Regions from separate parts of the Homo sapiens genome. Here region 2 is linked to region 1. A link is a loop called in an ENCODE intact Hi-C map of the cell type or tissue named here. Cell type or tissue: Calu3. All regions are shown on one strand. Links, peaks and the distances in the headings refer to the core of each region. The heading gives the core; the rest is flanking DNA.

The links. Peaks named below come from ENCODE experiments on the same cell type or tissue, not always from the same donor. Only the 100,000 strongest peaks of a DNase experiment are listed, where the experiment ranks them.
Region 2: it touches region 1 in a loop (2.2-fold over the local background); 2 of 110 quality-filtered maps call a loop at or near these places.

Annotation. Positions count from the first base shown.
Region 1 is chr2:225,462,291-225,479,209 of GRCh38, reverse strand. All of the region lies in intron 3 of NYAP2 (neuronal tyrosine-phosphorylated phosphoinositide-3-kinase adaptor 2), which reads right to left. Among named protein-coding and RNA genes, the nearest start is that of NYAP2, 71 kb to the right of the region's middle. RefSeq lists an enhancer at 11,749-12,249. In Calu3, for the core only: no CTCF peak of the experiment used is centred there; DNase peaks (open chromatin) are centred at 7,059 and 11,789.
Region 2 is chr2:225,276,081-225,292,999 of GRCh38, reverse strand. No RefSeq gene overlaps it. Among named protein-coding and RNA genes, the nearest start is that of NYAP2, 120 kb to the left of the region's middle. In Calu3, for the core only: a CTCF peak has its summit at 9,940 (motif pointing left); a DNase peak (open chromatin) is centred at 9,939.

The DNA.
Region 1 (16,919 bases), core at 3,963-11,962:
AAGAGTAGAGAGAAGCTTATGTTGCTGTAATTCTTACTCTTTCTTCAAATATCTCCTGTTCCTTTTTCAATCTTTTCCTATTGTTTTTTCCATTGGCTCCCACTCGTTGACTGTTCCCAAGTCACATATGAACATATTTTTCTCCCTCAATATTCAATCACATCTGCTAGTACAATTTTAAAACATATTAACACCATAATGCTGAATCTCTTATTTTTTTTCCCAATGATTGGATTCTCTAGCAGCATCTTAAATTCACAGGTCAAAGCTTTTGACTTTTGTGTTTGGTCCATGAAGAGTCATCTTCCAATCCTTGCACAATATTCAGATCATGCTCCTATACTAATAGGTGATACAAGAGATATTTTGAAATTTCCTGTAATGTTGTTTGAAAAATACTTTTTATATCAGGATGTAATGCCTGCTTTTCTTCACCACCCTCCAACAGGGTCCTGAATTACTCCAATCTCATGTTCCTGAACCTAGCTTTCAGGACCATTGTATTTTCATGAAAATTTGTCATCAATTTTGTTTTTTCCACAGATTAACCTTGAAAAAATTTAAGGTCACGTTGCCAAGAATAAAAACAATATGAGTGATGGACTGATTAGAAAGGGGTATCCCCACCTTCAGGCTTGAAGTTGGATTTGGTTCTGGCAAACCTGTCTTATGGTCCAAGACAAAAAGGTAGCATATAGAAGATTCCTCACAAACTCACAAGATTTATGACCATATACTTCTTGATTATCATGTTACTAAACCTGCTGTGAGTTCTTCTGTTGAATCACTTCAACTTTGGGAAAAATGAATTCATAAACAGAGTTAACATCTTCTTTTATTTTTAACTTAGGAAGAGAGAGAGAGAGACTGGCTTCTTCTTCCTGGATTCCTGTTTATGCAGCTGCACCATCATGTTCCCAGTTACTGGGGCTCAGCATCCCCGACTCTTCATCCTCCATATATCCAGGATCCAGATTCCTCCCAGTTCTTCCTTCCCTTGGACATAGGTGCTTACCACTTACCCCTAGCTTGTGACAAACAGCATCTCTATACTAAGTGTAGTTTGCCTCACACTTGGATAGCACCCGATTAAACTTCCTAGAGCATAATTCTTTAAATTAATGACTTATGTTCCTTAAATGCCTACAGGATTAATTTCAACCGTTCCTGGCTGAAACTCAGGGTTTTCTTTCTTCCCTTATGACCTAACATCTCATCAACCTTGAACTAATTTCGGGCTCCTTGAACACTTCTTTTAATACAAGGATTGATAAAGGCAGTTTCTCCTCCTCCTCCTCCACTAGGCCATGGCAGCAATTCCAACTCCCATTTTTTCTCCTGTTTTCTCTACAGAATGTCATTTAATTATATATCATTTTGTTTGAGTACATGGAGGGGCCCGTTTCAAATTACAGATATAGATATACATGTGTATGTATATGTGTGTATATATGTGCGTGTGTATCTATGTGTGTAAAACTGTACATGTGTGTATGTATGTGTGTATGTATCTAAACTAACATGCACACACACATATGCAGTGAGAGAGAAGAAGATTGACTCTTATAAAGTAAGTTTCTAAGGAAATTAGTCAGGGCCTTTGCTATTCAAAGTTAGGTCCAGAGACCAGCAGTATCAGTAAGATCTGTGAACTTGTTAGAAATAGAGACTCTCGGCCGGGCACGGTGGCTCACACCTGTAATCCCAGCACTTTGGGAGGCCGAGGCAGGCGGATCACGAGGTCAGGAGATCGAGACCATCCTGGCTAACACAGTGAAACCCCATCTCTACTAAAAATACAAAAAATTAGCCAGGCGTGGTGGCGGGCACCTGTAGTCCCAGCTACTCGGGAGGCTGAGGCAGGAGAATGGCATGAACCCAGGAGGTGGAGTTTACAGTGAGCTGAGATAGTGCCACTGCAGTCTGGCCTGGGTGAAAGAGTGAGACTCCGTCTCAAAAAAAAAAAAAAAAAAAAAAAGAAATAGAGACTCTCAGACCTGCTAAATCAGAATCTGCCTTTTAACAAGATGCCCATGTGATTTACATGCACAGTAAAGTTTGAGAAGCACTGCTACAGAGGTATACTTCCAAAAGCACACATATAATATATATACCTCACAAGTGCTGGATATGATGTGTACTACATATATGTGGGGCATTGTGTAATTTTTTTTCATATTCCCTTTCCTTCAAAGGCATAGGCAGTGGTGGCTTAAAGGTAGTTAATACAGGTCAGCAAAAAACAACCGTTAAAATTTCAGAAAATTTATGAGACAGTTGTTAAATAGCCGTTTTTTAAAGTCAATTATACAAATTCACAATTAAATAAATTATATTAAAAACAAAGGTAACATACTGAAACTCATCACTTTATAATTATTATATTCATTTTACTATTATCTGTATCTTAAAGTTACTTAGGTCTATTGTATCTGTATGGCATATTGCTATATAATGATGTATGTATCTCTTCAATTCTATGTTTAGGGACCACTGGTGTGTGCTTGAAATTCATCACAACAGTAGTATTTACACAATGGAAATCCATAAATACTGTAAGTAAGGGTTTGATATATTGTTTTGATTGTCTGGATTTAGGAAAGTGATAGAGAAAATGATAATGCAGATTAAATTTAAAAGTGTGTCATAAAATATATATTTGCATCCATTTTTCTGTTTTAAAAGCCTGTTAAAGATTTACCAGCACATTGCTGGGTAAAGGCATTAGAAATAGAATGTTCCTACAATGAACAAAAACCTGGCATATTTTTTAAGTAAATTTTTTTTTTTTTTTTTTGAGACAGAGTCCCGCTCTGTCACCCAGGCTGGAGTGCAGTGGCGTGATCTTGGCTCACTGCAAGCTCCGCCTCCCGGGTTCACGCCGTTCTCCTGCCTCAGCCTCCCGAGTAGCTGGGACTACAGGCGCCCATCACTACGCCTGGCTAATTTTTTGTATTTTTAGTAGAGACGGGGTTTCATCGTGTTAGCCAGGATGGTCTCCATCTCCTGACCTCGTGATCCGCCCGCCTAGGCCTCCCAAAGTGCTGGGATTACAGGCGTGAGCCACCACACCCCGTCAGTAAAAATTTTTTTAGACTTCTATTAAGACTAATCTGCCTCACAGATTTTTGTCAGTTCATTTAGACTCTCCTCATAGTTTTCTCTAAATCGATGTTGAGCTCTGCAGCACCACCATTTATAAATTATTCCATTAAATAGGTTCTGACTCCACTTATTTATTGGAAAATCATCTAATCTCTGCAGTTCTGGAAGCTCTGCAGGCTTCTGTTACTTTCATTGTAAAATGAAGAGTTCCATATTCCATAAGGTGCCATGTTCTCCAGAACCACTACTGCCAGAGAATATTCTAAATAAATAGCTTTTATGAGACACTGAAACAAGTATATTTGTCAGTTTCTCATTGGGAAATCAGTTCAGTATTATGAAAATATATCCCACAAAACCAGACTAGGAGATTTGAATTATAAACAAAATATTGATTTACTCTCTGGCTCTCTCTACTCAATTGCAAAATATCTGATTTCTGAAAAGATTTATTTTCAGATATGAAACTTATTCAAATAATAAACCTCACAACTGAATGCCTAACTAAACAATTTTTCAATCCAGATTTTGGGGAATAACACAAACACAGAAAAATGTCAAAATACCATTCTTGCCTTTCAGACTCAAATATAATTGTTTTTCCCTACCTTATTTAAAATTTATACTCATATACATCAAATGAAACTGAATTTCACTTATTTTCCTTAGTTTATGGCTTTAATAACAGCATTATCATTAACTAACATTACAGAGATAACTTTAACTCCTCCCACCAGGGGAGGGTAGAACAAAGAGAAAATTATGTCTTTGAAGAAGGAGAATGTACTACATCAGTGCATTGTATTGTAGGGTTTGGTTTGGTATGGTTTAGCAAAAGTGTAGAACTTGGCCAGGAAGAAAAATAAAAAAACCTGAAAAACTGGTCAGTTTGGATAAGTTGACATTCTTCAGATGATATATTCCAAAATGGAAATGGTAAATACATTTGTTTGCTTCATTTATGACTTTATTTTCTTATGCTTTTGCTATAGTTTTCTGTACTTTCAAAAGTTTCTATCATAAGCAGGTATAAATTTAATATTTTAAAAATTAGAATAAAGATTTCTTCTAGAAAACAGAAATACTGATCTTCCTAGAACTGGAGTGTTATGCAAACAAATACAGATGCTTTTATAGCTGTACAAAGTCTCACACTTGTACATATATTCAGAAAATAACAAACTTCTGTAACAGGTGATGTTTTGAAAAACAAAGGAGTACAAGACAGGGATGCCCTCTCTCACCACTCCTATTCAACATAGTGTTGGAAGTTTTGGCCAGGGCCATCAGGCAGGAGAAAGAAATAAAGGGTATTCAATTAGGAAAAGAGGAAGTCAAATTGTCCTTGTTTGCAGATGACATGATTGTATATCTAGAAAACCCCATCATCTCAGCCCAAAATCTCCTTAAGCTGATAGGCAACTTCAGCAAAGTCTCAGGATACAAAATCAATGTGCAAAAATCACAAGGATTCTTATACACCAATAACAGACAAACAGAGAGCCAAACCATGAATGAATTCTCATTCACAATTGCTTCAAAGAGAATAAAATACCTAGGAATCCAACTTACAAGGGATGTGAAGGACCTCTACAAGGTGAACTACAAACCACTGCTCAACGAAATAAAAGAGGATACAAACAAATGGAAGAACATTCCATGCTCATGGATAGGAAGAATCAATATTGTGAAAATGGCCAAACTGCCCAAGGTAATTTATAGATTCAATGCCATTCCCATCAAGCTACCAATGACTTTCTTCACAGAATTGGAAAAAACTACTTTAAAGTTCATATGGAACCAAAAAAGAGCCCTCATCGCCAAGTCAATCCTAAGCCAAAAGAACAAAGCTGGAGGCATCACGCTACCTGACTTCAAACTATACTACAAGGCTACAGTAACCAAAACAGCATGGTACTGGTACCAAAAGAGAGATATAGACCAATGGAACAGAACAGAGCCCTCAGAAATAATGCCACACATCTACAACTATCTGATCTTTGACAAACCTGACAAAAACAAGAAATGGGGAAAGGATTCCTTATTTAACAAATGGTGCTGGGAAAACTGGCTAGCCATATGTAGAAAGCTGAAACTGGATCCCTTCCTTACACCTTATACAAAAATTAATTCAAGATGGATTCAAGACTTAAATGTTAGACCTAAAACCATAAAAACCCTAGAAGAAAACCTAGGCAATACCATTCAGGACATAGGCATGGGCAAGGACTTCATGTCTAAAGCACCAAAAGCAATGGCAACAAAAGCCAAAATTGACAAATGGGATCTAACTAAACTAAAGAGCTTCTGCACAGCAAAAGAAACTACCATCAGAGTGAACAAGCAACCTACAGAATGGGAGAACATTTTTGCAATCTACTCATCTGACAAAGGGCTAATATCCAGAATCTACAAAGAACTCAAACAAATTTACAGGAAAAAAACAAACAACCCCATCAACAAGTGGGCAAAGGATATGAACAGACACTTCTCAAAAGAAGACATTTATGCAGGCAACAGACATATGAAAAAAGGTTCATCATCACTGGCCATCAGAGAAATGCAAATCAAAACCACAATGAGATACCATCTCACACCAGTTAGAATGGTGATCATTAAAAAGTCAGGAAACAACAGGTGCTGGAGAGGATGTGGAGAAATAAGAACACTTTTACACTGTTGGTGGGACTGTGAACTAGTTCAACCATTGTGGAAGACAGTGTGGCGATTCCTGAGGGATCTAGAACTAGAAATACCATTTGACCCAGCCATCCCATTACTGGGTATATACCCAAAGGATTATAAATCATGCTGCTATAAAGACACATGCACACGTATGTTTATTGTGGCACTATTCACAATAGCAAAGACTTGGAACCAACCCAAATGTCCAACAATGATAGACTGGATAAAGAAAATGTGGCACATATACACCATGGAATACTATGCAGCCATAAAAAACGATGAGTTCATGTCCTTTGTAGGGACATGGATGAAGCTGGAAACCATCATTCTCAGCAAACTATTGCAAGGACAAAAAACCAAACACCGCATGTTCTCACTCATATGTGGGAATTGAACAATGAGAACACTTGGACACAGGAAGGGGAACATCACACACTGGGGCCTGTTGTGGGGTAAGCGGAGTGGGGAAGGATAGCATTAGGAGATATGCCTAATGTAAATGACAAGTTAATGGGTGCAGCACACCAACATGGCACATGTATACATATGTAACAAACCTGCACGTTGTGCACATGTACCCTAGAACTTAAAGTATAATTAAAAAATAAAAGAAAAAAAAGAAAATCAAAGGAGTAACACTGCATTTTTCTATTGCTAGCAAGGAAAGAGATATCCCATCCAATTTCTTTCTAGATAATTCATACTGAAACAGTTTTGAACAAAAATTTAAATTAAAAAAATTACTCTTTGGACATAAATGTTTCTAACGATGATGAACTTCCTATGATTTTTACACAGCCCTCCCTGAGCATATCTTGAAAATTGGTCCCTTTTTTGACTACTCAGGGTCATAATTAAGAGCATAAATATTGTACCCTGATTGAAAATAGGCCCATGTCTTTAGGGACTGTTTAATTTTGAAGGACTCTTACCTCTGTACCAAATGCTGTCAGGCTGCAATGCACTTATGCTATGCCTCACAGTTAGCCAAACACACTCACATTCTTCAGGGGTCAGTGGGGCTATGGGAGCAGATTCCTCTTGTCCTGCCTTTTCCCTGTCTACCCCTTCAAATTCCTGCTTCTTACTTGCTGCTGGCTGAACATGCATAGGCAAACATGATAATTAGCTCCAAATAAAAGTAAAAAGCAACAAAATGAGAGCCTGAACAAATGAGTAGACATGTATGACATCAAAGGTGATGTATTTTAGTTTTTTTCTTCTTGAGAAGCAGGATGAGTCGTGCGAGCCAGATTCTTTGGACTGGTTGGGTGGGTTCAGATCCCAGCTCTACCTCTTGCTAGACATATGGCTTTAAGCAAGTCACTTAAAATCTTAATGCTTAGTTAATCCACTGATAAAATGGGAATAATATTCATATCTCCCTCGAAGGATGGTAGGGAGATTAAATGAGGTAATACATACCCAGTTCAGGGAATATAATAAGTACTCATTAAACAGTCTTATTATCATTTTTACCTCTTGGTTAAATTCTGTATGTTAAAATTAGTAGCTTTGTGATGTCTGATAGGTTTGCTGCATACTAATGGGTTCCTTGAAGCATTTTAGCTGTCACAGAGAGATAGCTGAATATGGCTTTGAAGGCAGAGCTAGTATCAGTCCTGGTTTTGCCATTTGCTGTGCACATTTAGAAGCAGCTTACACTCTCTCAACTTGTTTTCTCCTGTGTAAATGTGATAACACATATTTCACAGGGAATGCGTGGAGATTACATAAGATAATGCCTACATAAAGCACTTTATCTAAGACCAGCGACTTAGTAAAACACACTACAAATATTTGCTGAAATCAACTGCAGCCATGCAGGTGTTTGGATAGGGTAGCTGCCAAGATATTTCTGTTAATATGTTACTATATGTCTAATTTAGTGACCCACCCCAAATTACAGTAAGCTAAGTCATTTAAAATTATGTTTAAATATACCTGTGCCTCAATATTTTCTTGCACGCAGAGAATAAAAAAACTATTTGAGAGAAAATATTATTTTCAAACATCAGATTTTTAAATATTCGTGACTATAGTCATATTCAAGGATCAAAGTCACAAAAGAAGCTGGTTTTCTAAGCAGTAAAATAATTAAAATTCATCCAAACCATTCTGCGTCACCACATTCACTCACGTGTATAGATATAGACACACATGAGGACATGAATAGCTGTTCAGGACTGGATTTTAAATTGACAGTTGCTTCATTTGAGGACAACCATGTTTATAGTACATGCAGTAATGCAGACATGGTATCTGGCAGACATTTGTTGCAAAGTGGCTAGCATCTGTTTCATTTCCACAAACAATGGAGGTTTGTCTAAATCCCTCTATATTGATTTGAAGGTCAATCTTCAATTTTACTTTAACATATTTTGTGGGGAAGTTCAAAGATAAGGAAGCATATTAATAAGATTTAGCATCTTTTTTACATTGCCATCTAAAAAGAAATCAAGAAACCCCCTGCCTCAGTCTCCCAGGTGGGAAGTCTTCCCAGCTGGGAAGGAGGCTGAGGTAGGAGGACTGCTTGAGCTCAGGAGTTTGAGACCAGCTAGGCAACATAGAGAGACCCCATCTCAATATATATACACACACACACACATATACATACATATATATTTCATGTAAGATCTGTATATGTAAAATCTTACATTTAAAAAAATAGTTCTTACAAGCCAATGCAATCATGTGTTCTAGGTTCTTGCTTTTGTTTTTTAACCACAGTCCCAAGTAAGGAGTTGGCTATTCACACTTTAGAACACTGTAAGACAGCACGTATAATTTCCTGTATTCTGTGGAAAATGGGGATTTCTCAGCAGGCATTCCCCCTATGATGTTTTTATTCCAATTGCTTTTTACCCACCAGAAATGTTGAGTATCCTTTTCCTCAAGTGTGGCACAAATTTCAGCAAGACTTAACAGAAACTCAAAAGAGCTTGTACCATATATGCCAGACTGCCATGTATGCCCATATACCATATATGCCCCTAAATTTGGGGGTTTCATATAGTGCTCATGAATAGGTCAAATTGAAACCTCACGGTATTTTACTTTTATTTCTACTAACTGGGGAAATGGGTGTGAGTGCATATGCATACAATAAAAGAATGAAGAGAAGTGAAGAAAATAGAGAAGGGCAAGATTTTTCCATGGTATTGTTTCAAGGGAAGAGGCTTATCAAGTCTTTTACTTTAGGCACAAAAAAAATCAGGTCACAAATAACATTAGGAAAACAAACCCATTTTTTCACTGTGTGGTGGGTTCTAAGTGGAAAATGCACAATGCAATTACTTACATTTATGTATTGCTTAATAGATAAGACAGATGAAATATACTTCATTGTGAAATCTCCAGAACAGGCCTGTTAGCTATTAGGTGTTAGGCCCGTTAGCTATTAGCTAGTATTTTTTTATTATTCTACTTCAAGCTCTGGGGTACATGTGCAGAACATGCAGTTTTGTTACACAGGTATACACGTGCCATGGTGGTTTGCTGCACCCATTAACCTGTCACCTACATTAGGTATTTCTCCTAATGCTATCCCTCCCCTAGCCCCCCATCCCCCGACAGGTCACAGTGTGTGATGTTCCCCTCCCTGTGTCCATGTGTTCTCATTGTTCAACTCCAATTTATGAGTGAGAACATACAGTGTTTTGTTTATTGTTCTTGTGTTAGTTTGCTGAGAATAATGGTTTCCAGCTTCATCCATGTCCCTGCAAAGGACACGAACTCATCCTTCTTTATGGTTGCATAGTATTCCATGGTGTATATGTGCCACATTTTCTTTATCCAGTCTATCATTGATGGACATTTGGGTTGGTTCCAAATCTTTGCTATTGTGAATAGTGCCACAATAAACATAGTATGCATGTGTCTTTATAGTAGAATGATTTATAATCCTTTGGGTATATACCCAGTAATGGGATTGCTGGGTCAAATGTTATTTCTGGTTCTAGATCCTTGAGGAATTGCCACATTATCTTCCACAATGAACTAATTTACAACAGTGAAAAAGCATTCCTATTTCTCCACATCCTCTCCAGCATCTGTTGGTTCCTGACTTTTTAATGATCATCATTCTAAATGGCATGAGATGGTATCTCATTGTGGTTTTGATTTGCATTTCTCTAATAACCAGTGATGACAAGCATTTTTTCATATGTTTGTTGGCTGCATAAATGTCTTATTTTGAGAAGTGTCTATCCATATCCTTTGCCCACTTTTTGATGGGGTTGTTTTTTTCTTGTAAATTTGTTTAAGTTTTTTGTAGATTCTGGATATTAGCCCTTTGTCAGACGGATAGATTGCTAAAATTTTCTCCCATTCTGTAGGCTGCCTGTTCACGCTGATGATAGTTTCTTTTGCTGTGCAGAAGCTCTTTAGTTTAATTAGATCTCATTCGTCAATTTTGGCTTTTGTTGCCATTTATTAGGTAGTGTTTTTTTCCTTATTTTTTCCAATTGGAATGAGAGTCTTGAGGTACTACCTGGCCAAATGGCAGAGAAATTCTTAATGGCAAGGCTAGAATTTAGTAATTCAAATAAATAGTCCAAACTATTACCTTTACAGGTTACACAGAATCATTATCACAATTAGAAAGAAACTCCTCTTTTTGTCTTTTTTGTCCTCTTCATGTCCTCAGTGACTTATTCCTCCTCTGTCTCCTTAGACAGACTCTTGTCCAATTGTTTATTAGAATGGCTAGATTATTTAAATCAATGGTTTTGTGTATTGCTGTAGGTTAATTTCCTAAAGTGCTCCTTTGATCATACCTCTTTTTCTCAATGATTTTCTATTGTCTAAGTTTCTTCATTTATCATTGAATCACACTCTTAATCTGAATGCCAATTCTTCCTAGAATATATTGCCCACTTCAGTTGAAACAGTGGTTTGAATGACTGTATTTCTTTCCCCACTTGTTTGTGTCCTGTTTCTTGTCTATTCTTCCTTTCTCACTGGCCTGTCTTGGCTTCCTGTGTTAGTTTCCTAGGGCTGCCATTAAAAGAACCACATGCTGGATGGCTTAAAATAACAGAAATGTATTCTTTTGAAGTTCTGGAGGCTAGAAGTCCAATTCTTGGCATTCCTGGGCTTATCAACACATCATTCCAATCTCTGCCTACGTCTACACATGGCTGTTTTTCCTCTTCGTGTCTGTCTCCTTTTCTTTTATTATAAGGAAGCCAGTCATATCAGAGTAGGCCCACCTAATCCAGCATGATCTCATCTTAACTTGACTACATCTACAAAGACTTTATTTCCAAATAAGGTTATATTTATAGGAACCCAGAAGTTGGGCCTTCAACATCCTAATGTAGGACACAATTCAATCCAAACATTTCCCTAAAAGTGATTATATTATTCATCTCTCAGTGCTCAATATATGCCCAAACTCTATCAAGAGGGTTTTTCTTGTTTCTCCAGTTCACCCTTTTTTGAACTCTCATAGGCTTGAATGACTCCCTGGAGTACTCACTATGTCTGCTTTTTTTTCACCCCTCTATCCCAGGAGACTTGGAGTAGTGGCCAGCATGCAGTAGGAACTCACTAAGTATTTGTTGAATGAATGATTGTATTCAAAAAGTGAATGAATTTATACTACATACTTCAGTTATTTTTGTAAGTGTGGTGGCATAGTGTTATTTTCTGTCTTTAACTGCTCCTCTAAGGAAGTGTGAAAGACATTATTTTAACCCTATTTTGTATCCCAGAGCCACAGAGTCTTGCATGGAATTCTCACTTGGATAGTAATCTGATCAATGCTTTGCTAATTGATTGGTCTAGAAAAATTTGATTGAAAGGCAGTGAGACTTTGATAGTCTATTCTGAGGTATTTTTTAAAAATGGAAGTCTATTTCAGGTAGGAAAAAGGGCAAGGCCAAGTAGATTGGGTGACTAATGTTTTGTTTATACTGTTACAGTAGGTAGCTAATCAGACGTGAACAGGGCAGGAGAGGCATCAACCACAACAACCCCCACCACCCCAATCAGGAATGTCAGGTGACCATCAGTTGATGGTCAGGCAGTTTTTAACTGTCTCTCTAAAATAATAACTGGTTGCAGCTGGTGCAAGGGGTGAGTCAGTCTCCCAATAGGTAGGAAAAACCTGAAACTGGTGATCAGTGGCTTCCGGATAAGAAGATCTCAGGGCTCACACATGTGCACTAAGAGGCAAAATGGTGGAGTTTAATTGGTATCTGACCTCTAAGGACATTCGGCTGGTAAGGGAAGAATGCCTCAAGTGAGTATGCGTACAACTCCGGTAAACACACTGCGCATGTTCTCCTCCCAAGCACTGACAGGCCACTGCGCAGGCAGACAGCCCACCCCAAGGAAAGAATAAGGGGAGAAGGAACACAAGATCCGGAAGTATGCCAACGTAGAAAACCCCAAGTCAAAAGGTCAAACAGCACATTTGTCTTTCAAGTCACCCACTTGGCCCTCTCCCAAGTGTACTTTCCTTCCTTTTGTTCCTGCTCTAAAGCATTTTAATAAACTTTTACTCCTGCTCTAAAACTTGCCTCGGCCTCTCCTTCTGCCTTATGCCCCCCTCAGCTGAATTCTTTCTTCTGAGGAGGCAAGAATTGAGGTTGCCGCAGGCCTGTATGGATTTGCAGCCGTAACAATACCAAATACAAATTCTCTCAATATTATAAAAGATTCCAGATATCTGGCTGATCAGAATTGTTTAGATACCATCTTGACTTACCTTTTCATACCTCATGTTTTGACTTTTTGGATGCAAGTGGCTCTTGACTTTTTGGAAGCAAGTGGTTCTCTCCTTTTGCATGTTTTATTAGAAATATATAGTGCTAAACAGCATTTTCAACTGGAAAATCATAAGAATAACTCCTGCAGTCTCCACTCTTAACTTTGCATAACCCCTAATCAGTTGCACAATGGGGAGCAGAGCAAAGCTCACACCTGCGGTCTTAAATATGACAAATAATGCTTGAAAGAAAATAATTAAAATATTTTTCCACCTTTCTATTAATGTTTTCACTTAAGTAGTCCCTTTATCCCCCAAGTAAGCCCAAATGCTCACTTTCTAAACCCTGAAGAAAAAAAATCTAGAAAATATAATAGGCACTCATGACACCCACAGAAAATGAACAAAAGCAAAGAATTCAAACAAAGTCCCTTATATTCCATATAGGAATGAGAAAATAGAAAACAGTATTTGTCAAGAGGGCATATAAATCTTCAAGTGTTTGAGGAAAAGCATTTTGGAGAAATAGTATATTCAGAAAATGTTGTGTATGTGTTATTTGGTTAGTTTGGTGTGTTATGACAGCACAAAAAGAGATCGGGCTTCTCCAGGAGTTGCAAAGTGCTCAAGCCATTCACGTGGCTGGTTCCGGCTGCCAGGCCTACATTTGCAATGTAAATTAGCAAGCGGCATGGTGTCTTCAATTGTAGGTGAGCCTTAATAGGCCTGCTGATTGCTTCTTAAGAGTGTGGATTTTGTGCAGAAGAAATTGCTGAATGTTAGGGAACAGAGCATCTCACCAAAAACCCCACAAAGGGCAGAAGTGATTGAGTGTAGAAGAAAAGATTAAGTACACTTTAGTAAGTGATTGTGTTGAAGAAAGAGTTCAGAGTTCTGTCCACTGAAATAAGTCATGGGACACCTGACATGTCTTTCAACAATGCACTCAAGGACACAGAGAGTGTTTTTTGTTTGTTTGTTTGTTTTTTGAGACAGAGTCTCATACTGTCACCCAGGCTGGAGTGCAGTGGCGCGATCTCGGCTCACTGCAAACTCTGCCTCCCGGGTTCACTCGATTCTCCTGCCTCAGCCTCCTGAGTAGCTGGGATTACAGGCGCCCGCCACCATGCCCACCTACTTTTTTGTATTTTTAGTAGAGACGGGGTTTCACTATGTTGGCTAGACTGGTCTCAAACTCCTGACCTTGTGATCCGCCCACCTCGGCCTCCCAAAGTGCTGTGATTACAGGCATGAGCCAATGCGCCCGGCCCCAGAGAATGGTTTTAGAATGTATATAGATCTAGGAAGCACCCAACAACATAAATTTATTTGTGAGTCTATCCCAGGAGGTGTAACTCTAAGAAAAATGTAGGGTCACAGAGGTTGACAGAATATACAAATGGGCATATCTGCAGGAGGGTCAGGTTCATGCACAAGTAGAGATCTGCTTTGAGATAGCAGGCCTGGAATTCAGGTCAAGAGGACTCCTTTTGTCCCAGTGGCAAAGAAAATCATGCCCAAAGGGTAAGTCGATATGTCCTCCACTTCTCATCTATTTGCTTTTGGTTTTATGGGGAACCTAAGGAAATTTGCTATTTTCCTTATATCAGCTCTTTTAGATACTTAAAAATGGTATCTTGCATTGCCTTCTAGTATTAGATTCCTAAGTTTGTACCATAGAAAAGGGTGAGACGAAAATACTCATAACTTTTGCCAGTAATTGAATAAAAGTCTCTAACTAGCTCACCCTATGCTGAGGTTGTTACACAAATATTATCCCAATGTGAAATAGACAGTTTCAGAGGAAAGAGGAAAACGAACACGCATTACAGATAAAAATGAAACTGAAACTGCCTGACTACTGGTACCTGCTCAGTCAATGATCGTCTCTTCCCTTTGCAAAATGAGGGCACATCTGTGCCTATTGCTCACGTTCTTACTCTCCCCACCAAACCACCTATGGGTTGGAAAGATATACTTTAATCTAGAACAGAAAACTAACGTGGATTGCTTTCCCATAGCCTGTACACTTATAAGTATCAGAAATTTCATGTTAACAATTGTTTAGCTTCTCCTTAATCCAAAAGTTCTGGTAACCATGGATCCACAAGCCCCTGTCCCTGCAATGGCCGGGAAGTGAGCAGGCTCATGCGCTGCCCAGTTACCTGAAGTCACCATCCCTCCCTACTGACCTAGCATTGGAATTTCTCCATCGTTCATGCTCCCTTCCTGGCCCGCAAAGTATTTTCCCTGTGATCCAGAGATGTCTACCTACTTCTCTGCACCTTCTCCCACAGACCCTCTCACTCTGTTTTTCCCCCAGGTTTCATGAAATGGGGTTGCAGGGTGACACATAGGATGTTTATCACAAGGTGCCCTTGTGTCCAATATTTGCACCAGGGATAAGGAAGAGGCAATTGAGCAGAGGGAGAGGTCCAGCTGCAATGCAGTCTTGATGTCAGCCTTGACTGACACCACAGAGAATTCTGGAGTTAACATGGCTGTCAGAATCATCCTGCATTTAGCTTTTAGACTCCTGCCTCAATCGGTCTCTGTTTGTGGGTCTCCCTACTGTTCACCACACACCTAGCAGCTAGGAAGACAGGCTTTCCTTGAAGGAACTTTTGGCAGAGCATCTCTGAATGCACCACATCCTGCAAGCCAGTTTGCTGGGTCCTCCTTCCACAAACCCTCCCATCTGAGACAGCATTTAAAAAGTCACTGACAGGGCTGTTCTTTGTTGCATTCTAGCTGTAATCTCTACAACTGCTCTAAGGATCCCACACTTCTGTAGCTCCAGAGGGTAACCAGGATGAACTCCACAGCTGCCCCTCCACACAAGCAGAGTTTTCCAGGATTCCCAAAGTGCATGCTGCTCACAATCCACAGCCAGATAAACTCTGTGCTTATCCTGCTATTGCCTGCCACTCTTCATCACCCCAGTGCTTACTAAGTCTCCTAAAAAAGACCTGCATAGGGATTTTCTGGTAGCATATAAAGGAAAGGATGAGATGTGGAAGAAAAGAACTCCAAATGATTTGACCGAAGTCATTTTGTCCACACAGCACAATTTATCCAAATGGCACAATTAAATCTTGATTGACAATAAAATAAGCCCAGCACTTATTTTTGTATTTGTTTTTCACTTGCTGGTAACTTTAAAAGACATTGTGGGCAGGTTCCCCTGCCCTGAAGTATTCACTATTACAAACAGAGTTGAATAATACATTTTTCAAAGTAGGAGCACCTGAAAAAGAGATCAAATTATTCACAAATAAAATGTTCATCAAAGACACATGAGTGTTACAAATACGAGAAAACACATGATTGATTGACTGATCACCTATTCAATTTGACAGAACTATTTCTGCAAATTTGTTTGCCACTAAATACTCTGCTACAGAATCATTCCAAATGCCACAGATAAAACTGGGCTTGTCTTTATCCCACACTCTAGCACTGAAAACAGGGCTGCTCAAGGTTTTCACCCTGTTATGACAGCTAACTTTAAATCCAAGACTGATGCAATGCAGGTGTAAGCCTGCCTTAGCAATGCCTGTTTGGAATCCACAGTGTTAGAATGTACTATATGCATATATTATACCACTAGAGGGAAGAGGCAGCTGATGGACTTAATTGGGGCACCCCTCTCTAGTTTACCTGTCTCCACCTACTCATTTCTTATCTAACCTGCTTCATGATTTAAGTTACATGTCTGGTCTGTATAAGTTATTTGGGTTTGAATCTTCTGCTACAGATCATTAGTACATAGACACCAGATAATCACAACCATTTAAAAATATTGACACGGCTAAGATTATCCGGACTAAACAATCAAAATCAATGTTGTGAAATGCTCTTGGGGTAAACAGTCAGATGCCACTGGAAGGCAAAACAGGTCAGTTTTTTTAATGGACCAACTGAAGCTACTAGAGGGGGCTCTAAATTATATTTCAATCTGACTAGAACTCAGTATTACTAAAAATACTTCTATTGTCTGACATTCTGATTGTGCTCTGATTCAGGTCATTCACATTTGCGAAGTCAGGGATTTCAATGTGGTTTATGGGGAATTGCATTTCCTGGGAGCTGGCCTGGAAATGTATGATCTAATAAGATCAAGAAGATGAATAGAAGATGTCTTTCTCCTCTGACCTATGCATAACATCATCCGAGTTATAAAGTCATTCATTGGGATGGAAGAATTGGAAACTGGAGCCTTCTAGTCTGGGTGGGTGCATTTGGTCAGGATAATGGGTAAAACTTCTCAAGGCACAAAAGAAAGGTGAAGTCAGGTCTTGATGGAATGATGATGGGAAGAAGAAAGAGACAGGAAGAGAACACACAGAAAGAAAGTGCAAAATGAAAGAAAAGAAATGTACTCAACCTTCATTTCAAACATAAATCCACATTT
Region 2 (16,919 bases), core at 5,874-13,873, 190 kb after region 1:
ATTAGTGTTGCTCTAAATACACTCTTCTCCTTGGCTTGACAGTGAACTGTGACCCTGAAAAACAGGGAGAGAAAAGAGAAAGGAAAGAATAAAGACAGGAGAGAAGGAAGAAGGAAGAAGAGATGAAGATGGTTACGGACCCAGTTTATTTTTGTATGTGTTCACTGTAGAAAAGACAGGCATGTACCTATTTGGTAACGCCCATAAATAGCATGAACCATATGCATCATAAATGCAAATACACACACACACACACACACACACACTATTAAAAACAGGCAACTCGGCATCATAGATATTTCTGCTTAGGTTTGTCATCTTATTCTGGCACTACCAATGGTGTGATTGTGGACAAGTTATTCAAACTCTTTGGGCCTCAGTTTACATATGTGTGAAAGCCAGGTGGTAATTCCTACATCACAGAATTGTTGTGCACATTAAATAAAATTCTTAATATGTAAAGGATGTCAGTTTTGCCACTGTCCAGTCCCATCCAAGTACATATGTTCAGTACTTTCCTGACCATACTGCCACTGCCTTTCTGGGCTTTAAAAACTCCACTGTCTGTTTTGGGGCCATGTCCAAGACTTTAAAGTGGGCAGGTCCTTACTGAAAGTTTGGATGGGAAATTTGGAAAGGCCCAGGTCATAACCAGGAATCACCTATGCTGGAGGATCTAGAGTAGATATAGAGAAAGCTGCTGATGGAAGGTCTTCATCAGATCACAAAAAGGTGTTGAACATGAGCACAGGCAAAGTGAAGAGCTCACCCAAGCCCTAATGAGATGCTTGGACTGCAGAACAGATGTGGTCCTGCTGGGGCAGCACGGAGTTCACCAGGATGTCAACGCTGTCCTGAACTTTCCTCCGTGGGTCCCCTCAGGGACTTCCACTTAAGGCCAAACCCCTTCCAGATTTCCCCATCATCTCCTGTCTAGTTAATTTCCATCTTGTTATTCTGACAGTGAGCTAGGCTGGGCCTTCTTTTACTCTTTTTCTACTCTATTGTGGCATAAACTCAATGCCCGGCTTCCTTTGGAGCTATCCCAACTGCTTTTTCCTCCCCTCCAAAAGTTTCATTTTATTTCAAGTGAAAAACTTTGGCTTTCAGGGTGTTATTCCTGTTATGAGACTTAAAAGATTATAAATTGTTCTACTATAAAGACATATGAACACGTATGTTTATTGAAGCACTATTCACAATAGCAAAGACTTGGAACCAACCCAAACATCCATCAAAAATAGACTGGATAAAGAAAATGTGGCACATATACACCATGGAATACTATGCAGCCATAAAAAAGGATTGGTTCATATCCTTTGCAGGGACATAGATGAAGCTGGATACCATCATTCTCAGCAAACTATCACAAGAACAGAAAGCCAAACACCGCATGTTCTCACTCATAAGTGGGAGTTCAACAATGATAACACATGGATACAGGGAAGGGAACATCACACATTGGGACCTGCTGTGGGGTTGGGGGCTAGGGGAGGGATAACATCAGGAGAAATACCTAATGTAGATGATGGGTTGATGGGTATAGCAAGCCACCAAGGCACATGTATACCTATGTAACAGAACTGCACGTTCTGCACATGTACCCCAGAACTTAGAGTATAATAAAAAATAATAATAATAATAGCACCAACAACAACAACAAAAAAGCCTATTTGGGGTGTTTTAATAACCAGATATAGTTTCTTCCTGCATTCTTCCGTTTTGTAATGATTATAAGTCTCCTCAAGGCAAAGGGGATGCAACTGACCCAACTAGGGGATGAGTCAAGTACAAGAAATGCTGAAAAGGGAAGTGCCGGGATTAATATTTCAAGGAATTTCGTGCTTCATATGTGAAGCACTTAATGCAATGTCAGCCACATGTTAAAAATTTAATAGACACTGGGTCCTATTGCTTTTATGTCTGTTTCTGTCTGATGTGGGTCTGGTAAAAGCTTTTTCTCCATCCTTTTGGTTCCTTCCATCATCTACACACATTTGATCACCTACTAAGAATTGACTTGTACGTCAGACACTGCACGTGTTGACAGGAAATAGTAAGACACGTACTATCACCTCATCATTCAAAGAGATCATCATTAAGTAAAACAGGCCATCAGGTTGACAAATTGCTTGACATATTAGGGATATCATAAGAGTCTTTAGGGAGTTCAGGAAAGGAAGTGACAATGAAGGATGAAAGATATCAGACTCGATAGAGGAAGTGACATTTGAGCTTCGCTGTGGGGAAGAATATGTTACTCAATGGAGACTGACAACAAGGGAATTTCAGACAGAGGAATTCACCTGGGCACACGTAGGAAAGTTTCAAACTCATAAAACTGCAAGGAAATTAGTTAATCCAATTAGGAATATAACAGAAGGAGTAGCAGGGAGTGGTGTGAGCCAAGAAGTTGAGAGAATTTGGGTCCAGATTGTGAAAGTCCTGATATGCAAGGAAAGAATGGTGCATTGCTTTTTCCTGTGAGCAAGTGAAAGCCAATACAAAATATGCTTTTAGATGCTTTCACTAACCGACTCCTGCATCCCTCTTCCTTGACAAATATTTCAGCAAAAATTGTCAGACGCTGATCATTCTTTCTCCATGTTCAAAGAGAATATATTTAATACAGACAACAAAAATATCTTAAATGTTTTCTTGTATTAAGTGTTAAAAAATCTTTGCAGACAAAAGTAAAATTATGTTTTATAAATGACCATTAGAGAATTCAACCTATGTGGCTATAAGCATGTTAAATTCACAGTTTTAACTTTCTCCCCAGTAGAAAAAAAAGAAAAATGAATGATGGTTTTCCCAGCGGTAAATCATAGTAACTACAAGTCAAACTTCATCACTCTCAGTTCTAGGTTAGGAGAAGGGCCTTAGGCATATCACTTAAGAGATTTTCAGGATCATAGGTGGCTCTTTTGATGACTTCAGATCTTTGTGATATCTGGCCCAGAAGCTGTGTTCCAGTTGTCACCACAATTAGTCAATGGACCAGGATTAATCATGAGATTGTTTCAGTTGGTTTTATGATACCTCTGCTTCCAAATCGCTGTCAGAAATGGGGCTCTTGGACTCTGAAACCATACAAAGGCAGACAGTAGAAATGCATGAGGGCTGAGTGATACTGTCAGTCCCGGGCAGATGACTGAGGATAGTGCACAGACTTAGTAGTCTGCCATGGCTTTTTGTTGAGAAAACATTTCAAAACAAATAAACAAAAAATTAAAAATGCCTACTCATGTACATGACTCTACAAATTACTGAAAACTGGCAGAATTGCATTTGGCCAATCCATTTGGAATTACACACATTTCTTTTTTTATATGAGTAGTGTGAATACACTGTTGAAAGGATTCTGGATTAGCCATTAGTAGGTGTATTGTGATTTTCTTTTTCTTTTTTCATCATTGCTTTTCATCATTTTTCATCTTTTTTCATCATTGCATTTGGCAATTGATGAGCACAACTAGATTAACAGGTATAATGGTCAAATAATTGAAAAATCAATATAATCTTTGAGACTGACAAGCACAACTTTTCCTCACTTGATTTTGGAGCGCTGTTATTGTAGAAGTTTCAGTGACCTCTCCATACCCTCAGGCCTTCACATCTGCTAGCCTGAACACTGTTTAGTGCAAACATCATGAACTCTCTGCCTGAGAACATTTTTTTCTGACCAAGAGAGTGCATCAATTAGTGTACAGGGCAATTCACAAATGCCAAAGAGGTGATGCACCTAGAAGCAAACTTTAACCAATGGAAGACAAGGAGCTGGTATATAAAACCTCTGTTCCCTTGCCCTTCAGTTGACATAACTCTGAAGTAAATTTCACATAGTTTCTATGAGTTCGTCAGTGACATTGCACTCCAGTTGCCCACAGTGGTGACTATTTTAATAATAACGCAGCTTTTGTTGGGTTCGCACACTTTCTTATCTCTATTCACCTCTGCCCTATGGATGTTTCTTGAATCACTTTTCAAACAAACAATCTGCACTCAAATATTAGTCTCAAGGTTTGCTTCTGGAGTAACTCAGACCAAGACTTAGAATGCTGTGTGCCTTCAGTATAAATGTAACCACCTACACAGTTTGTGTATTTGCTTGAGAGCCTAGAGGTTTTCCTTATATTTTTCAGTTCATGATCCAAAAAATAGATAAATTCAGACCCACACAGCACATTAGATTGGCCATTCATGACCCCAAATGAAGGAAGCTTCCTCTTGGCCTCTTTAGGCTAGAGGACTATATATGATTACATGGGGCAGAAATTCAAGGTTTCAAGCTCAGTTTCAGCTTCATTATCTTCCTCTGTCCTTTGGACATGCCTTCTGCTCTCAGAGAGCATTAGAATCACATCCCCGCTACCAGGCCATATCCAGGACTAAAGCCCCATTGGGTTGCTGTATTAGTCCGTTTGCATGCTGCTGATAAATAACCCAAACTAGGCAATTTACAAAAGAAAGAGGTTTAATGAACTCACAATTCCACATCACTGGGGAGGCCTGACAATCATGCCAGAAGGCAAAGAAAAGTAAGTCAAATCTTACATGGATGGCATCAGGCAAAGAGAGAGCTTATACAGGGAAACTCCTGTTTTTCTTTTCTTTCTTTTTTCTTTGAGATGGTGTTTCATTCTGTCACCCAGGTTGGAGTGCAGTGGCATGATCTTGGCTCACTGCAACCTCCACCTCCTGGTTTCAAGCGATTCTCCTGCCTCAGCATCCCAAGTACCTGGGATTACAGGCACACACCACCACGCCCAGCTAATTTTTATATTTTCAGTAGAGATGGTGTTTCACCATGTCGGCCAGGCTGGTTTTGAACTCCTGACCTCAGGTGATCCACCCACCTCAGTCTCCCAAAGTGCTGGGATTACAGGCATGAGCCACCACACCCAGCCGGAAACTCCTGTTTTTAAAAACATCAGATCTCATGAGACTTATTCACTATCACAAGACCATCATGGGAAAGGCCTGCCGCCACAATTCAACCATCTGCCAACAGGTCCCTCCCACAACATATGGGAATTATAGGAGCTACAAGATGAGATTTGGGTGGGGACACATAACCAAACAATATCAGTTGCCAGGTCACCACCAGATCTCTCTGTTCATTTCTTAAATTTTAATATACCATTTGATTAAGTGTTCAGAAAAGTTACCAATATATTTTTCCTTTGTTTTAATTTATTACAAAACATTTAAAACACCCAATCAGTGTGAAGAACAATGTAATGAATATCTAAATATGAAATATAGATCTAGAAATAGATAGTAGATATAGATTAAAAATTATACAAGACAGTATAATATTTGAGATATGAGGTATATAAGATGATGTTACACATAGTTTAAGTTGATATTACATACAAATGTAGATTTATTGTTGCTGTTACTGTATTTTAGCCAACATGTCTGTGAGGTGGAGCAGGTAGGGTTGTCTACACCAGCCATATATGCCAGGTTGTGAGAGATACCTGCCATTTTTATACCATCTTTGTTTTCCTCTTTTATCCCCACTATGAAAAAAAAGAAACTGTTATGCTTTTGTTGGGCATTTTGGAGTTTCCGATTCATTCTTTTCAACTAAACATTATTTTGGCAGAATTTAGTTTTTTTATTGCTATCAGATTTCAAAATCAAGCATTCAGTCCCCTTTATTCCTCTCTGAAAAAATGTAGAAATATGTTTAGAAACTTCTAATAAGTGTGGTATAATATGAAGTTATTGACTTCCTGGGGTTATAGTAAGAAATGAATGAGTTGGTATATCCAAAGAACTTACACCATGTCTGGTGCACAGTGCTGAAACAGGAGAGTTCCCTGACCCCCCCTTGCAGGACATGTGACATGGGTGTAGCTCATTTGTTCAGCTGCCATGCTCAAACCCCTTAAGAGAGTAGGGGCACACAGATGGACAGGTGCAGGAGCCAGGGCTAGTGTTTTGGGGGCTCTGGCCCCATGGTAGCCATGGGGTTGGGTTGGGTGTCTTCAACTCCCAAAGCCCAAGTGGGCACATGTTAGAATGTGTTCTTTTAGCCTTGCCACCTGCAGGTGGTTTAAGTGTTAGACGGCTCAGTGGACCCCCTTGGGACCCAGTTCCTTGTCCAGCAACCAGGAAGAACCAGGTCACACAGGGACTTGAAGAATGAATGCAGGGTTTTATTGAGTGGTGGAGGTAGCTCTCAGCAGGATGAATGGGGAGCTGGAAGGGGGACAGAGTGGGAAAATGATCTTCCCCTAGGGTTTGGCGGTCCAGCAGCTGATCTCTCTGATTGTCCCCAGCTGTGCTCCTCTTGACATTCAGATGCTTCTTCTCTTCTTTTCTGCTCTGCCATTCTGCCGTTGTTCTGCTTGCTCATCTCCTTTTGGAGCCCAGGGTTCAGGGTTTATATGGGTACAGGATAGGGAAGTGTAGTGTACCAAAAGGCAACTTTTTGGGTACAAAAACAGAAACACTTTTTCTCACTGAGGGCTGTGGGTTTCCAGGCTGTGGATTTCCACGCTTGAGAGTGGGGCCTTTGCCAAGGAACTGCCCTCTCCTACCCAATGTCTCCCTGTCTCCTGTCCATATCAGTGTTATTGTTGCCATGGTTGTGGTTGTTATCATAGGAACAGAAGGCGGGGTCGAGTAAAAGTTCCACAGGTCACAAATAAGGGATACCTCACTGTTGCAGTTATTATTCAACTTTAAAGTTGGGCCTCCAAGTTTTTGCCCAGAACTCTCTGATGAGAAGAATGTGAGGGATCCACTGAGCTCAGTGAAAAGGGCACCATTCTTAGACAGCAAAACACACAGGTGAAGAAGGTTAAGAAGTCTGCTTTCAGACAATTACTCATTGGTAATAGGGATTTGAACCCAGTGCTGTCAGAGTCCAAAGCCCCAGATCCTAATAGCTGGTCAAATGGCTCCCCTTCATTTGCAGACAGAAGTGGTCCCTGAGAGATCAGATTTCACTGTGATCAGCTTATTTGGATTTCTTGATACCAAGACAGTCTCTGTGGGGTAACCAATCACTGTCAAATCAGTACTTCATTCTGGAAAGAAACTGTTGGTAACAGCTGGTTGACTGCTGCATCATTAAGTTGGAGTTCTCTGAAATCCCGTCCCTTATTTTTTCATTTCATTGTTTAGAATATTTGAAATATGCTAATTTAGCCTAAGATAAGGCAGAAGGGTGGTATATTACATAGAATTTAAGGTTGAATTATTTACTATCTTTCTTGTTCTCTTTTTCTTCCTCCTAGCAACAGGAGTAGGAGGAAATCCAGACTATGTATCTCAGAAAATGGTTTTAATTTACTTCACAAAAGGTGCTGTAGTATTGAATGTTCCTTAATTTGAAAGTAATTAAAAAGTAGTCTCAGTTTTCAAAATGCTCAGAAACTCAATTGACCCTAGAAAAAGACATATTTATACTCAATTGAAAATTTCACCAACATATACTTTCTTATTTCTTTTTTTGTTAAATGTATAACTTTTATCCACATGACCTTATTACCAGACATTCCAGTTCTTCCAAGCTATAAGTAAATATCCTAGCTTCTGGTGACATGCATTCAGCCAAATGTAAACATGTGAAGCACTGAATGAATGGATTTACGTATAGGAATTTTCAAAAACTAAAATACATTACAAATAGCAATAGAAATAGGAGTCATAATCATACATAAATCCATGCAGAAAAAAACAGAAAGGGTGTGAAATGGCTATTAGATAATCTAAGGGAACACATGAGTCTGGGAATCAAATTTGGTTATAAACACTAGCACATAAAACATTTGGGACTAGCTAGAAATTGAAGGGGAATATCCATAAGGATTTGAAGTGCAACAAAGTCAAATTCTGTTTCAATTGAAGTTAAAAAATTCCTCATAATGGAGAGTAAAACAAAAATTTAACATCAATTTCCTGAAACTTTTGAAGTTTTGAAGTTTCTCTCCTGGCTACATTTACCTAGGGGCCATATCCCAGGCTGGAATTTAAAATAGGCTCATGAGGCAGGCATGGTGGCTCACGCCTCTAATCCCAGCACTTTGGGAGGCCAAGGCAGGCAGATCACTTGAGCTCAGGAGTTCCAGACTAGCCTAGGCAACATGGCAAAACCCCGTCTGTAGAAAAAATACAAAAATTAGCCATGCATGGTGGCATTTGCCTGTAGTCTGAGCTACTCCAGGGGCTGAAGGGGATCACCTAAGCCCAGGAGGTGAAGGCTGCAGTGAGCCAAGATTGCATCACTGCACTCCAGCCTAGGAGACAGAGGGAGACCCTGTCTCAAATGTATATAAAATAAAATAAAATAGACTCATCTATACATTTTCTCCTCCCACCTCAAAATCTGGGTGGAAACCATACAGCTGATTCACAGAGAGGATTAAAACCATACCTTTACTCCACCAGAGAATGGGTACTCATTTAACATCGGAAGCTAGGCAGCCCAAAAGCAATTTGTACTCAGCTCTGTTCAGACTCTAATATGCCTAACAACTGTGCTGACTTGTATTATTATTTGGGGCATGTCTGCATGTATGTTTTCTCCACTAAATAGTTCTATAAGAGTAAGGAGTCCATTCTCATTCATTGTTATAACTTGCACATTTCCTCGCAATAATATTAATAAGTACTATTTATAAAATCCCTATTGTGTGATGTCTCATCTCTTTGCATATGTTATTTCAAGTCCTTACATCTCTGTAAGTCTATTATCCCCATGTTTGTCGATGGTATTAAATGAACATTCTGAGATAACAAACTTCCATGGTGAAAACACACAGTGAGATATTTCCAATTGGCATCACTTAGATGGAGGCCATCTACGAAAATCATGCAGTTGATTTTCACGATAACTGTTGCATGCTCCTAGTATCTTAGGGAGGGAAGCTATGGTGCTAACTGCCCTGAAATGTAAGACACAGCTTCTCTCAGTTAAGAACGGCCTTACCCAAAATGCCAACAGGGTCTAATTGGAAATCATTAGTAGGAAATCCTTTGTTCATTCTTCTTGAATGACCTCTCCCCTTTTCTGTATGAACTGCCTTAAAAGACCTGTATCTAGCTCTGGTTAAGCTGCCTGGGGTAATGCCACTTTAACAAAGCAAAACAAAACAAAAGAGCATTTAGGGGAAACATGGGAAATGGAGAGAGATTAGTTTCATCTGGATTTTGGCTTCTCATCTTCGGCACCATATCTTCACAGTAAGGTTATTTCCAGGCACTTAATTCAAGTGGCTTTTTTTCCCCAGTGACCCTATTAGTCAATTGATAATGCAAAAGATGTTAAACATAACCTGTCTTCCCCTTGACACCCCTCACACTGTGAACAAATTAAGAGTTCTCTTTACTCCATTGTTTACTGTGGGAATAACAACCATAGGAGCTCAAAATGCATTTTTATGCACTTTAAGAAATAAATCATTTGCAAATGATATTACGCATGGATCTATCTCCTCTGACAACTCAGTTGTTTGCAGTGCTGCCAACTGGAAATGACACTAAAAGCATGCAGTGATTTAAGAAGCTAGTTGACTCATGCACCAGCAAAGGCAGAGTTGATGGGTGGGGGAACTGCAAGAGCTTGCAGTATCTGCATATTTTCATTGTCATTGAAAATTAGGCAAAAAATGTTTTCAAAATAAACTTTTATGCATTCCACTCATTGTTGACTTTATACTGAGCTTAATGCATGATTAAACAATGAGTTCTTAGCCTCATCAATGAAAACCCATCCATTTTTCTTTCCATTTTGACAAAAAGCAGCAATATTGCCATGGGCTGCCATGGATAAATGATGGTAAGGTAGTAAACAGCACGCAATCAATAATAGAAATTCCCCAGAGGTAGCCTCAGCTTGGAGAAACAGAAGGTGGTGGGAAAGGAAGCAACATTTCCTAAATTTGTGTAAGGTTATCAATGCCTTTGCTCTATTGTCCCCTCTGCTGGCTGATCGAAGAAACAGCATCAGTTCCTTGCCTAGGCCTCACTGTGATTATTGGCAGCACATCATTGCTTAGAGCATTTGGCAATTAACGGGTCAAGTCTAAGACCAGCCTTGGGCAAAATGGTGTCAGAATTAGTCCTCAGCATCTTCTTCTCTTCTCCTTCAAGTTCACCCTGATCTTGACCCTCACTCTACACTTATCTCTAGTTTAAAGAGAAAATCAATTAGAAAGCTCATTGCTTACTGTTCTTCCTTCCTTCCTTCCTTCCCTTTCTTCCTTCTTTCCTTCCTCTTTGACATATTAGAAGCCACAGGAATTATGCTTTTACTCATCTAACCATTATTAATTGTGCAACATTCCTCAAGCATTCTGTGCTGATCCTGGAGAGAGTTTAGTGACATTTATCACATTTCAATTGCCTGATGTAAAATACAACCAACATTTAGTGAGGGCCAGCTGTGTGCCAAGATCTGTGTCAGACACACTTCATTATTTTATTTTTTCTGAGATGGAGTTTCGCTCTTGTTGCCCAGGCTGAAGTGCAATGGCACGATCTTGGCTCACTGCAACTTCTGCCTCCCAGGTTCAAGTGATTCTCCTGCCTCAGCCTCCTGAGTAGCTGGGATTACAGGTGCGCTCCACCACACCCAGCTGATTTTTTTGTATTTTTAGTAGGGATGGGGTTTCACCATGTTGGCCAGGCTGGTCTCGAACTCCTGACCTCAGGTGATCCACCTGCCTCAGGCTTCCATAGTGCTGGGATTACAGGCTTAAGCCACTGTGCCCAGCCCGCACTTCATTATTAATACAACACCCTGATTGCTGTAGAAGAGCTTGATTCTATAAGGCAGATAGATAAAGGAATTTAAAGCTGACCAATGAGTGGTGTAATAGACACATGCTCCCAGGACAGAGGAAGCCCAGCATACCCACAGGGAATGGGAGTATCCAGGTGAGCTTTCTGGAGAGTTTTTTGTCTAAATTTTGGTATGGAAAGCTAACGAAATGAACAAAGGGTGAGAGAGTCCAGGCAGAGGGAACAGTTTGCACAAATATAAAGAGATGAGAATAAGCATGATGTGAACCAGGGTTGGTATGAAGTTCAGGGTCGCTGGCACACTGCATTTGACATAAGGGGTGGTAGGGGAAAAGAAACCAGGTAAGTGGGAGCCCCTCTATTTTTGTATTTTTCTTTTCCTTTTTTTTTTTTTAGACAGAGTCTTCTTCTTGTTGTCCAGGCTGGAGTGCAGTGATGCAGTCACGGCTCACTGCAACATTCGCCTCCCAGGTTCAAGCGATTCTCCTGCCTCAGCCTCCTGAGTAGCGGGTTACAGATGCCAGCCACGATGCCCAGCTAAATTTTGTATTTTTAGTAGAGATGAATTTTCATCATGTTGGCCAGGCTGATCTCGAACTCCTGACCTCAGGTGATCTGCCCACCCGGGCCTCCCAAAGTGCTGGGATTACAGTGTGAGCCACTGCTCCCAGAGGGAGCCCTTTTGATCTGATCAAAGCTTGAGCTTCACCATGTAGGCCATGCAGAGTCAGCTAGAACACCCTGGAGATAGTGTGGAGGCAGGATTTGAGGAGGAAACAGAAAGAGTGAGGAATCTTTGCAATAACTCTAGCGAAAATGATGCAGGTCTAAATAAGGGGGAGAAGTGTTTAGATTCCACAGATATCTAGAGGTTGGTGATTGACTGGGCATGGGACTATTAAGGGGAGAGAAAGGACTCAAAGGCAACTTCAAATCTTTTTCCCTCGTCAAACAGTAGTTCCTTCCAGTGAGACACCAAATACAGAAAGGCGAGAAACTCTGGGAAGACCAAAGATGAATTCAGTGTTGTGTTTTTCCTTTACGGTAGAGATTCTCGTGTAGAATTTAGGTAAAAAGCAGAAAAGATAAGGGGTGGAAATATATATTTGGAGTTCATTCTGATTAAAAACGTCTAGTTAAAACCATATAAATGAATCATGTTGCTCAGAAATGTATTATAATAAAGCCACAGGCATTTGCCAATGTGATCATTTATTTAAAACTAGATAAATATATAGAGGAAAAGGACCACAGAAGGGAGAAAGGAGGTAAAAAGATGTAACATTTCGTAGACATCATAGAAGTTGCGCACTTCATGAAGCCAGGAATTAATGATCATATTTGGCAGAGAGACACAGATTAGATAAGCACTATAAATGTTGAACATGGGACATTGTTGGTGGTTAAGTGAGTATAATTAACGTGAGTGTGGGTAGTAGGTCAATGGGTATGAGTGAGGGGTGTGTGTGAGTGTGCGTGTATGAGGGGTTATGAGTAAATGTGAGGAGAAAATGAAAAATTAAGAATGGAAGAAAGCCAAATAAACCAGAAAGGAAAAGGATCTGCCATGAGTAGGTGACTCTATCTGGGATCTTAAATGAGAGAAAGATGTGACAATAGCAAAAGAAGACGTCACCTTAAAAGAGGTCGCAATTTTTTGGAGCCGAAGTGGCCAGAGAACGTTTAATGACTGAAGGAAGAGATTTAATCTGGAGGGAGCAGTTATGGCTATGGAGAGGAGTCCACTGGTGAAGGAGGTTCCCGAGAGATGCGAGTGCCAGGGAAATGAGCAGAGGTGAAGGAATTGGCTTCATTCAGGATGAAAAATACCTTCTGCAGTTGGAGATTACAAAGTAGACAAAGGTGTGTGAGGAAGAAATTTGAGGGAGGTCAGGTTACGAGATTGGTTGATTTACTTCCCAAAGATCTCCATTTTCTTGCCTATACTAATGCCAAGGTTTTCAGCATTCATGGTGGTAGAGGGACAGGATAGTGGTCTGAGGAGAGAAATTGAGGTTTTCAGTGCTCAGTAAATGAAGAATCAATAGAGTAAACCCTGCCTGGATCAGTAGTGTTGAGGGCCCAATGGCAAGTAGAATCTATCAATTTCCAATCCACCCAGCTGAGTCCTGGTTCACAGTCCTCCCAGAAATCCAATTTGAGTCAAATGGTAGATTGTTGTATTGATACCAGAAAGAGGTATTATTAGATGGAAAGGATCGAAGGTTGGTGATAGAGATTCTAAGGGAGTAAACTCATGTCCTCACACCAGAGTTCCAGACTGGAAGACAGAAGAGGAAAGCCATATACAGGCACTTTCAGACAGAGAAAATGGAGAGAGGAGTAGAGAGGCAGGCCATAGCCTAGGAAACTAGCAAGAGTTGATTGTGCACTTCTCTTTTCAACTGTTTAAATGACCTCATGTGGGTAGCTTGAAAAAAGCATTGTTGGGAATATCTGTGCCTTGGAAATCAGCAAGCACCACAAACTGGGGCCTTATTTTTTTCAGAGAGCCAGTCTACTGCCACACCACTGGATTAAAAGATAGAATATGAGCTGTCTTGGTCAGTGCAGGGTGCAAGACTGGAGGCCTTATAAACAACAGAAATATATTTCTCATGGCTCTGCCACCTAGAAAGTCCAAGATCAGGGTGCCAGTATGGTCAGGTTCTGGTGTGGGCCCTCTTCTGCGTTGCCACCTTCTCTTTGTATCTTTGCATGGCGGAAAGAGAACGAAAGAGCTCTCTGGGGTCTCTTTTATATAAGGGCACAAATCTCATCTATGAGGGCTCCACCTTAGTTAGGAAGCCTCATCTCTTAATATCGTCACATTGAGGGTTAGGATTTTAACATGAATTTGTGGAGGGATATAGACATGCAATCCATAGCATGAGCATTAGTAATTTTAGAAGAAGAGGAGGCCATCGTCAGAGTCTAAAATGTGGACATTTAATATTAGTGACATAGAAAATGAGGAAAAGTTTCAGGATGTTTTTGTTTCATTAGATTAGTTAATTAATTAGTTATTTCATTAGTTTTTAAAGCCTGAAGCTGAAGCACAGAGAGAAAACCATGTAAATGGAGTTCCAAGCTATTGTAGTAGATGATTTATAAACAAGAACATTAAATTTTCCTAGGTAGAGGGCAAGAATCTATTCAGGCAGTCAAATCTCCAATTAATTAGATGGAACAATTAGAAATTAGATAAGTGTCATCTATGAGGAAAAGGAGAGAAAATGACATCATGAACCTCAAGAGAAGAAGAGTAATGTTTCTTCCAGATTTTCCCAGACTTACTATATTTAATAAGATTCTATTCAACAGACTTTTATTGTTCACAATATTATGCTAGATGTTAATATGGAAAGGAGCACTTGATAATTAATAATTTAAACCTTCATATGAAACATTATTTCTCTTGTAAAACATTTAAAATTAAAGATTTAGTGGCAAAAAAAGGCTACTTTTTCTTAAAATTTTGTCCTGTGAACCCCGTTGGTAAAAGCTTGCTCATTTGAATGTTGCTAGGGAGTTGCTAAGGGATATTGTACAGAGAAATTTATTTTGCATTACCTGTGATGACCCATGATGAAAGGAAAAATGCTTATTTCTTTTTTGAAAGAGAGTTAAAAAAAATCAGACCATTCCTAGACGAATGCTTAATACCCAACAGGCATGCAAGAAATATTTGCTGCATTGTACAGCATCTCACTGAATGTCCTTCTCTTTGGAAGATATTCATTCATTAGCTTATATTAATTTTTATTAACTGGCTTTAATTTTTATTTGATTGTGATGCTACTAACTTGATTGTGATTATTCTTCTCCTGTTTCTTTTCTATAAGTAGAATGACAGGAAATTCCTGAGTAGGGAAGGGGAAAGTAGACAACTTCTATTGGCACTGGCAGAAAATTTTAAAATACCCCTCGAGCCAGGTGCATGACACATGCCTGTAATCTCAGCCACTTGGGAGGCTCAGGAGGGAGGATTGTTTGAACCCAGGAGTTGGAGGCCAGCCTGGGCAGCACAGTGAGACTCCAATCTCTAAAAAATAAAAAATTAAAAAATTAAAATACCCCTCAAATGTCAGCATGAAGGCCATTATCTTATTATGTCTACCCAGAGAGCTGCCCTTAGATTAAAAGTTCCTAAGCTGTTTTGGAATAAGCACCCTTTCAGGACATGATAAATACTGTTCGTCCAAAACCCAGTAAAAAATAATTGTTCATGTTATAGTACAGAACCTCCCCAGCTAATAATAACTGCTCTTAACCTTCCAACCTTGTTGCTTTAGTACTTTCTCTTAACTTCTGCATCCAATACTACTGCCACCCCTCTTGTAGCCCCTTGAAGGCACCACTCCACATCATGACTTATTTCCTGGCCACAGACTCTGTCCCTCAGGGCAACAGATCTTCTAGATGTTAACTCCCAGGAGCCCGCGTTGCAGAGAGGTCAGCCAGGATTGGGGATGCACAGACCCTCCCCACTCTCTCTCAGTTGCATGCTGTCACTAGAACAAAAACATACCTGGCTGTGGGTCTTTGTCTCAGAATTACCCAAGGCAACAGCTCCTTCCATTTCTGTTTTCACCACTCCTGTTCACAACACCATGGACCATTATCCAAGAGAAACACCAGGCTCTCCTTCACCCTATCTTTTTCCACGGCATCTCACAAAATATTTTACCTCTCGCCTTAAGCCCCAAAAGATTCTATTTACGAAAATATGATATGAAAAAGCCTAGAAAGACACTACAGAAGAAAAGCTTTACTGATGTCATAAAGAAAGATATGATTCTATGGAGATGAAAAGAAGAAATAAAAAGATGGGAGTTCTCGCTAAATTATTGTGTGAGTCTAATATTGGGGTGAGCAATGTCTAGCAAAATCTCAATGATACTTTATATTAACAAAATCATTCTAAATTTTACCTAGAACTTGAGGCATGAAGAAAAATGTAGGCAATGATAGAAAACAATTGGAAAAAAAGTTATTATGGAAGAAGGCATTCTATCATTTATATAAACATTTAAAAAATATATAGGTTAAAAATTATCTCAAAACAATATAGAAGAAATATATTATTATAAAATGTTTTGTCTTAGTTGTCTGAGTATTTTGAAAATAAAAGGTAACCATACCTCTACCATATCAATTATAGGTAAATTATAAAACTGAATATTAAAAAAACTAACTTAAAACATAAATATTCAACAGGTCTTTTCAAGAAGGAAGTTGTTAAATGTAATGAACAAAATATGAGAGAAAAAGAATGCATTATTTCAAAATGTTCCATTAAAATTCATAAAGAAATTAACAGGCCAGGCCTGATGGCTCATACCTGTAATCCTAGCATTTTGGGAGGCCGAGGCAGGAGGATCACTTGAGCTCAGGAGTTCAAAACCAGCCTAGGCAACATAGTGAGAACTCATCTATATATATGTATATGTTTAAAAAAAAGGAATAACCAGGTGGAAACTAAAAAGTTCATTGGTAGGAAAAATAATGACAGTAAATAAACTTGAAGTTAAAATGATTTCACTCATTGATGAGGGAAAAACTAAATTATCTTGTAAGAGAAACCTCGGCATTTTACCTTATCCTCTCAGCCAAAACCATTTCAGTGAAATTTGAACAATTCCAAAGGCCAGCACCTGCATCTCTTTGCCCAAGGGCTTTCTCCATTTCATCTGGTAAAAGTCACCTCTTCTTGCAACCCCCAGCCAAGGAATAACAAGAGTAAGTAATGAGCCCAGCTCTCTAGTCCTGCAGATGGGATAACTCTGAATTTCTCAGTTCTGTAATGGGATTAAAGTTCACCTGTCTGTGCTGACAATCTGTTCAAAATGCACACTTAGGGGATTTCTTCTGTCCTCGTTTCATTTCCCCATTCTCCTACCAGCGTTTGTCAGGATTAGCAACCAAATTAACTGCTTATTTTCATATCCTAGCCTCATAACAGCTTCGGGTGAACCCAAGACAGACATTCACAAAAAAGGTGGGTTGTGCAGAGACAAATCATAAAAGAAGAAACATTGTCAAAGGTAAATTTATTTTGCCTCACAGGTTTCAAGGAAATGAACATTAAAGGAATAACTAATTTTTTTAATTAATCAGATTGTCTAAGATTTAAAACTAATCCTCAATGTTAT